Regions from separate parts of the Homo sapiens genome. Here region 2 is linked to region 1. The links are chromatin contacts, found by Hi-C or POLR2A ChIA-PET in ENCODE. All regions are on one chromosome and are shown on one strand. The core of a region is the stretch at or near the end of the contact, and the rest is flanking DNA. Distances in the headings are between cores, read along the strand shown.

The links. A loop is a pair of places that touch in the nucleus more often than their neighbours do. ChIA-PET counts read pairs that join two places held with the same protein, here RNA polymerase II (POLR2A). Pooled maps may share reads with other maps.
Region 2: a loop to region 1 is called in a map of ascending aorta, with 3 times the contacts of the local background. The contact joins two enhancer-like sites. A Hi-C loop is called at or near these places in 2 of 168 maps with a recorded cell type or tissue (aorta and ascending aorta) and 3 of 50 pooled maps. POLR2A ChIA-PET finds 5 or more read pairs at or near these places in 1 of 52 experiments (Panc1).

What each region holds. Positions count from the first base shown.
Region 1 is chr7:107,385,019-107,388,911 of GRCh38, forward strand. The region is part of intron 7 of COG5 (component of oligomeric golgi complex 5); the gene reads right to left. Among named protein-coding and RNA genes, the nearest start is that of GPR22, 83 kb to the right of the region's middle. Within about 2 kb of position 2,258, at least 8 of the 41 ENCODE cell types and tissues checked have a DNase peak (open chromatin) inside an H3K27ac peak, as active enhancers do; they include ascending aorta, where a contact is called at or near this core.
Region 2 is chr7:107,593,544-107,597,436 of GRCh38, forward strand. DUS4L-BCAP29 (DUS4L-BCAP29 readthrough) reads left to right here. Exons shown (of 13, transcript NR_163941.2): 9 at 412-562; 10 at 2,324-2,459. It overlaps BCAP29 (B cell receptor associated protein 29), which reads left to right. Exons shown (of 8, transcript NM_018844.4): 4 at 412-562; 5 at 2,324-2,459. Among named protein-coding and RNA genes, the nearest start is that of BCAP29, 15 kb to the left of the region's middle. Within about 2 kb of position 1,753, at least 7 of the 41 ENCODE cell types and tissues checked have a DNase peak (open chromatin) inside an H3K27ac peak, as active enhancers do; they include ascending aorta, where a contact is called at or near this core.

The DNA.
Region 1 (3,893 bases), core at 1,008-3,507:
AGACAGCATCTTTGCACATGTAATTAGTTGAGATAAAGTCATACTGAATTATAGTGGGCCTTAAAGCCAATGACTGATGTCCTTTTAAAAGAAAAGCACAGAGACACACAGCGAAAAAGGCCATGTGACAACAGAGGCAGAGACTGGAATGATACAATTACAAAGCAAGGAATACCCAGGATTGAGATTGATGGGAACCACCAGAACCTCACAAGAGGCTAAGAATTCTTCAAGAGTTCAAGGTGTTCTGCCAACACCTTGATTTGACTCCCAGCTTCCAGAACTGTGAGAAAATACGTTTCTATTGTTTTAAGCCACCCCAGTTGTGGCAATTTTTTCTTCTTAAATTCTTTTTTACCCTTGTGTAAATTTTTAATGACAGCCCCAGGAAACCAATACATAAGGGTAACAGAAAACAATACATATGTTTGCAAACCAAGTGTCCATTGATGGATGAATGGATAAACAAAATATAGCATATATACACAATTAAATATTATTCAGCCTTTAAAAGGCAGGGAATTCTGATGTACATTACAACACGGATAAACCTTGAGGACATTTTGCTAAGTGAAATAAGCCAGTCAAAAAAAGACAAATAATGTATGATTCCACTTAACATGAGGTACCTGTAGTGGTCAGATTCATAAAGACACAAAGTAAAATGGAGGTTTCCAGAGGTTAGGAGAAGAGGGCAATGGGGAGTTATTTAATGAGTATAGAGTTATCAACAACAGTGCAGAAAGATTCCAATTTCTCAACATCCTTGCCAACGCTTGTTATTTTCTTTTTTTTTTTTTTTTTTGATGGACACCTTAATGGGTGGAGGTAATATCCCATTGTGGTTTTAATTTGCATTTCCCTTACGATTAATGACAGTAAGCATCTTTTCACATGATTGCTGGCCATCTGTATATCTTCTTTGGAGAAATATCTATTTAAGTCTTTTGCCCAGCTTTAAACCAGGTTTTGTGTGTGTGTGTGTGTGTGTGTGTGTGTGTGTGTGGTTGAGTTCTGTTAGGGTTGAGTCAGGATGGTGGGAAAAACTGTAAAATAAACCTTCTTGGAAGTCCAGAAGGTTTTTACAAAAGCCTCAGGATAGAGTTACAGTTGAAGGTAGTCTAATCCTCTTTGAGCTATAGCAAGGGTAATTAACATAGGAATATAGAGGAGTCTATCTAAATAGCTTCTTTAAAGACTAAACTTAGACCATCCGCAGGTATATGATTGCTCTCTACTGGGCGGGGGTGGGGGTGGTTGTCAAGGAGTCGGGGCCGGGGTTGCAACTGTTTATGGCACTCTCCTGAGAGTCTGTAAGCGGCCTGGACCCTCAGCTGGACTGACAAGCATAACATCTGTGTCAGTGGACGTTATTTATCTGTCGTTGGGTCAGGGTCTGCCAGACAGACCCCCGCAGCTGGTGCCCCGTGTGAGGAACGCTGCGGAGGAAGCACGACGGACCGCCGAAAAGAAGTGAAAAGCACCGCGCAGTCAGTGAGTAATCAGTAAGTCATTGGTGCCCACTCGGGATCTCCAAGTTTGGGGGGGATTGTTCAGGCTGAGGGTTCATGATGGGACAACAGTTATCAGCTCAACAGAAACAGTATATAAAAGTATTTAAACAGCTGCTTGAAGCTAGTGGAACCTCGGTTTCACAGGCACAATTAAGGGACCTGATGCAAACTGTTGTAACCCAAAGCCCAAGGTTCCTGGAAAAAGGCATGCTAGACATAAAGCTCTGGGAACAAGTAGGGAGAAATCTGAAACAACATTATGCACAAGGGCAACAGGTCCCAGCATCATCTTTAATGCTGTGGGCTTTAATTAAGGCAGCCCTGGCTTCGTTATACAACAGAGAGCCTAAAAAGGGGAAGGAGGAGGAAAGTCACCTGCCTTACCACCTCCTTTTCCCTCAGCCCCACTATCACCGGGCCAAAATAACAAAGAGGAAATGGAGGTTTTGCCTGAACCCCCTCCTCCAATAAATAGGTAAAAAGACAAGAGATAACGCTGCAGCTACAAGACCCTGTCTTAAGCAAGTGGCATTAGAAGGGGAGTTCTTAGCTTGCCCAGTAATGCAAGATTGACAAGGCAATCGAGTATTTCTTTTAACACTTATAAAAAGATAAAGCATTAGAGGCCAGAGCCCCATGGTCAAGCAGATGGTAAATTAAAAGAAAGGCTCTGCAGCGGGTAAGCTCACAAACCCAGAGCCAGCAAATGCTCCTGGGAACTCAGCCTGGACAGCAGAGGCAGCAACAGGAAGCCAGGCCAGGCACGCCAGAGCTGGCCTGCTGGGGAGGGGCAGGAGGTGCAAACGGGAAGGTCCACCCAGCCAGCAGCAGAAAAGCAGCAGCGCCTAAGCAAGTGCAAAGTGGCTGCCACCCTGGGGCCCACCTGCTCAGCTCTCCAGCTCCGCAGGAAGCCCAGGGCAAAATTTCGTGTGTTCCTTGTATACAAGCAACATCTCAGATTATAATTTGCTGCTAAAATTTAAGTAAAATTTAAGAATTTGATAGACCTATTTCTGATGATGGCCACTGTTCTCTCTCTTACCCCTAATGTGACTCTCTCCAAATCCAGTTTAAGTAAACAGTAACCTCTGAAGGGAAATTAACAAAGAGCCCATGAGTTAGTTAAGGAGCAGTTAAAAACCGGATGATAAACATGGAAAAGCAGCAGTCTGGTGGAGACCACATAACTCAATCACTCGATCTGGGTTTACTAGCACTCAGAGAGCTGAGATCGGGGCTCTGATACTGGCCTTGGAAACTTTTTCCACTCAGCCCATAAATATCGTGAGTGACTCAGCTTACTCTGTTTATTTATTGCAGAACCTTGAAACAGCCTTAATTAGGTACATTCTTGAGCCCACCCTGTGTGCTCTTTTTCTTCGACTTCAGCAATTGCTAGATCAACATACACAACCTATTTTTATCACACACATTCCAGCCCATGGCTCTCTGCCTGGCCCATTGGCTTATGGTAATAATCAAGCAGACCTTCAGGTTATGACATCACTGCTTGACCAAGCCACCCAATCACATCAATTTTTCCACCAAAATTGGAGAAACTTATCTAAACAATTTCAACTTACCCAGAAACTGGCTAAACAAATTATCCTACAATGCCCAGATTGCCAGCTCACAGGCAATCTCCACACGTGTTAACCCTAGAGAATTAGAACCTAATCAGTTATGGCAAACAGACGTTCCACACAACCCTGAATTTGGAAAACTTAGATATGTACGTATATCCATTGATACCAATTCTCACTTAATTAGTGCCCATGCTTTGCCTAGAGAATCAACCCGGTATGTCATTAAACATCTTTTAACTTTTGCGTTTATGGGGTGGCCCAAAAAATTAAAACTGATAATGGTCCAGCTTATGCCAGCTCACAATTTCAACAATTTGTCACTCATGGCACATCGAACATTCCACAGGCATCCCATATAACTCCCAAGAACATGCCATAGTAAAATGTGCCCACTCCACCCTTAAAAATATGCTCAGAAAACAGAAAAGGGAGAGTATGGGTAAAGACCCTGCAACACTATTGGCACAAGCCTTATTTACCCTTAAGTTTTTAAATTTAGATGACAAATTTCAATCAGCTGTAGAAAAGCACTTTTCTAAAACCTCTCAAGGTATAAAACCTGCAGTTTCATGGAAAGATGTGAACAGTAATGTACGGTGTGGTCCAAGTGAATTACTAATGCGGGGAAGAGGACATGCTTGTGTTCACACCCCCTTAGGTCCTCTTTGTGTTCCAGCATGGCGCATCAAACCACACCATGGCGTGCCTAGGACCCAACCTGGTACCAGAGATGAAGGAACTGACCCTACAGGACCCGCAGCCCTGAACAATGCGGCTTCCACAGACGACACAA
Region 2 (3,893 bases), core at 503-3,002, 210 kb after region 1:
ATGCTAGTGTAGTAAGAGAAATGGGATAGTCTCTTGGAATTGATTGTAATGGGATATGACATCTGTCATTGTCAATAGGCTGAATTTTAGTCATCTTAGAGACAGAAAATGTAAAGGATAATAGTTTGCAGTGTAGTTAGAGATGAGAAACAATAAAATGATGGTAAGTACTAGATGAATAATTTTAAAAATGCTATAGTAATTCAAAATTTGCTACTAGTGTCCATTTATAGAGCACCTACTTTGAGCATGAAAAGTTCCCGGGTACTGTAGACGGAATGACATAAAGGTCGCCTCTGCCTAAAGTCCATTATTTAAAAGTTTGGTCAGTTTTTCTAAAACTGCTTTCCATTTTTAACAAGCTTATATTCGTAAAAGCCAAAAGTACTGTTTTCTTTTGTTCTGTAATAGATGCTGTGAGAGAAGTAAGGAAATATTCCTCAGTTCATACCATTGAGAAGAGCTCCACCAGCAGACCTGATGCCTATGAACACACACAGATGAAACTTTTTAGGTCTCAAAGAAATCTTTACATTTCTGGATTTTCCCTATTTTTTTGGCTGTAAGTAAAAAATAATAATAGAAGCACAATTTAAAAACATGACTTATGCTTTCCTTTCTCATTTTGTCCACCTTTACTGTAGATTTTTTTTTTTTTTAAGAGAGACAACCTTTCGCTCTGTTGCCCAGGCTGCAGTGCAGTGGTGCCTTCATAGCTCACTGTAACTTCAAACTCCTGGGTTCAAGTGATCCTGCCTCTTCAACCTCTCATTTCTAGGACTACAGGCGGCACACCACCATGTAGGGCTAATTTTTAAATTTTTTGTAGAGATGGGGTCTCACTGTGTTGCCCAGACTGGTCTCAAACTCCTGGCCTCAAGTGATCCTCCCACCTCAGCCTCCCAAAGTACGGAGATTACAGTCACTGTACCCAGCCTACTGTAGTTTTGTTTGTTTGTTTGTTTGTTTGTTTTTTAAGATGGAGTCTCGCTTTGTCGCCCAGACTGGAGTGCAGTGGCGCGATCTCGGCTCACTGCAAGCTCCACCTCCTGGGTTCACACCATTCTCCTGCCTCAGCCTCCTGAGTAGCTGGGAGTACAGGCGCCTGCCACTGTGCCCTGCTAATTTTTTTGTATTTTCAGTAGAGACAGGGTTTCACTGGGTTAGCCAGGATGGTCTCGATCTCCTGACCTCATGATCCTCCCGCCTCGGCCTCCCAAAGTGCTGGGATTACAGATGTGAGCCAACGCGCCCGGCCTGTAGATTTTTTTATAACATCTTTGTAAAAGAATTCAGATGATATACCCAAATAACAAACAGTAGTTAACAGCTTGTAGGTTTGCCCAGTCCATAAGGCCCTGAATGATTAGGCTCCTGCCTCTCTTTGGAGCCTTGTCTCATACGTGTCTCTGAGATGTACAATACATTCCACCCTTACAGACCTTCACCATTTATTCATTCATTCCATCTTGCAACAGATATTGATTGAGTTCTGTGGTGTACCTAACTCTTTCCCATTTTAGGGTCTTTACACAAGCTCTTCCTTTTGCCAGAACACTCTTTTCTTTCCTCATTTCCTGGCTAACTCTTACTCATCCATTAGCCTCTTTCTCAAAGCCTTCTGTGGCCATCACTACCCACAAAGTAGGTAGGTCTTCTCTTACAGGTGCTCAAAGAATGTATATATACTTCATTTTCTAGTGTCATTCATGGTTGTAATTAAATACTGTTTTAACTTTTGCTTCCACAACTAGGAGCTAAACCCCTGAGGGCATGGACTTTGCTGTTTTCCGCTGTGTCTGCAGTGCCTGGCAGAGTGTCTTAACACTTAGCAGTTCCTGAGTAAAGGAATGTCTGCTGAATGAATAATTGAAGATAGTCATCACTATTTCTTCTAACAATGGCAGTTACACATAAACGGATGTGAATGAGCTGTTCTTCGGCTTGTTTGACCTTACACAATGTTCCTTAAATAGCAGAATTTGAACTGGGCCAAAAAAAATAATTCTCCTACTGGCCCTGTCACACTGTCTGAAATTTTCCTGTTTCTATTCCTCCAAGCTAAAGCCTTCTACAGGAAAACAAATAAGTACCACTGAACCTGTATTCTAAATGCTGGTCTTCTAACAAAGATTCCAAAGGAATGAGACACGGGCCTGTTTTTACTAAGAGACTTGAATTAAAAAAAGAATAATGGGTTCTGCCTAAACATTATCTGCCACCACCACACCTATATCTAATGGGGAGTAATTTGGCAATGACTGTTTTAAAATAAGTTTCTGGTGATTGGCCAGTAATACATTATTCTGGTTTTTTTTCTTAGAGTTTTGAGACGTCTGGTTACGCTTATTACTCAACTGGCAAAAGAACTGTCAAACAAAGGTGTACTTAAAACTCAAGCAGAAAATACTAACAAGGCTGCCAAAAAATTTATGGAAGAAAACGAAAAACTAAAAAGGGTATTTAATTTTCTTTGTAAAAATTAAATGTTGTTGGTGTTCCCGAGGAGTAATGTATTTGTTTTCAGCATCAAAAAGAGCATTTTTATATTTTATAAGCAGAAAATGACCATAATTAACAATATTTTATGTAATGATTATTTCAAGAATAGTTTTACTGTTCTTTAGAAATGCTTGTTCACACTAATATTTTTACTATTATTTAGATTTGCTTTTTCTCCATAGTGGATTTATACCATTGGACCTATTTTCTGTGATTTAAGGAGAAAATAGTATTCTGGGAATATGAATTTTAATTCCTTCATTACCGTTAAGTTTACTTTATAATCTAAAGCAAGTCTTTATAACTGTTTCTATTTCTTTTTCAGTTAAAGTATTTTTAAGCCTAGATTTTCGTTTTCTTTTAAATGATTGGTTTATAGAAAGCAGAGAAACGTCATTGATGCTAGATTGATAATTGCACATAATATTTGAAATCTTTAATGTTATTCCTTTATTTTCTATCTTTTGATCTCATTTCACAGTGGCAAAAATAAAAACACAGTCATTAAAGCTTTGATTGATAGTGTTAACTAAACTCAAAAGCACGCAGCCTTGTATTTATAGAACAACTGATCATGTACATATCTTAATTTAAAATTATACACATCATTTTGGAGTAATGATTTGTAACCATCAGAACACTGCTTTTTTTCCTCTTCAATTGTTTTTCTCTTATTCTTTAGCTCTAAGAAAATGGAAAGTGTTATTTTTTTCATACATACCATACTTAATACACTTAAATTAGTCTTGCCCTTTTAAAAAAAGCACCTTCCTCAAAATACTTTTGCAACTTTTCTCTTGGAATTGTTTTCAGAACCATTTACCCATGCAAGGAAACTTATGTCATGATTACCAATTCCTTGACCCTGCGTGATTTATTCTTTCTGTTTGTTTGTTTTCCTCTCCTTTGTTTCCATACTGTCCTGATTTGCTGCTTCCTGCATAGCTGTGACCCAATCAGAGGAGGCACAGATATGCTGGGCTAAAGCCAGTACACAGTGGGGAGAAAGTCTTTGAGCAGCACATAAAAGCAGCTGTCAGTGCCCAGAGTATAACTAATTGACCAATAAAGTGACCAACAAAGGCCATAAGTGAGAATATAAAAGATGACGTCTGTTTCAAGGTACTTCATGTAGGTTTTGAAAAATAAGCTAAGGAAAGATAAGCTTGTGAAAACACCCCCTTTGTTTTGTCCTTCCTTCCTTTCTTTCCTTTCCTCTCCTTCCCTCCCTTCCTCCCCAGACTGATCTCAAACTTTTGGCCTCAAGCAGTCTTCCCACCTTGGCCTCCAGAAGTGCTGGGATTATAGGCAAGAGTTACCGCGCCCAGCCATACCTCTTCATTCTCTATCAGAGACACATTATCCAGTGGAAACTGCATTACCCTGAGATC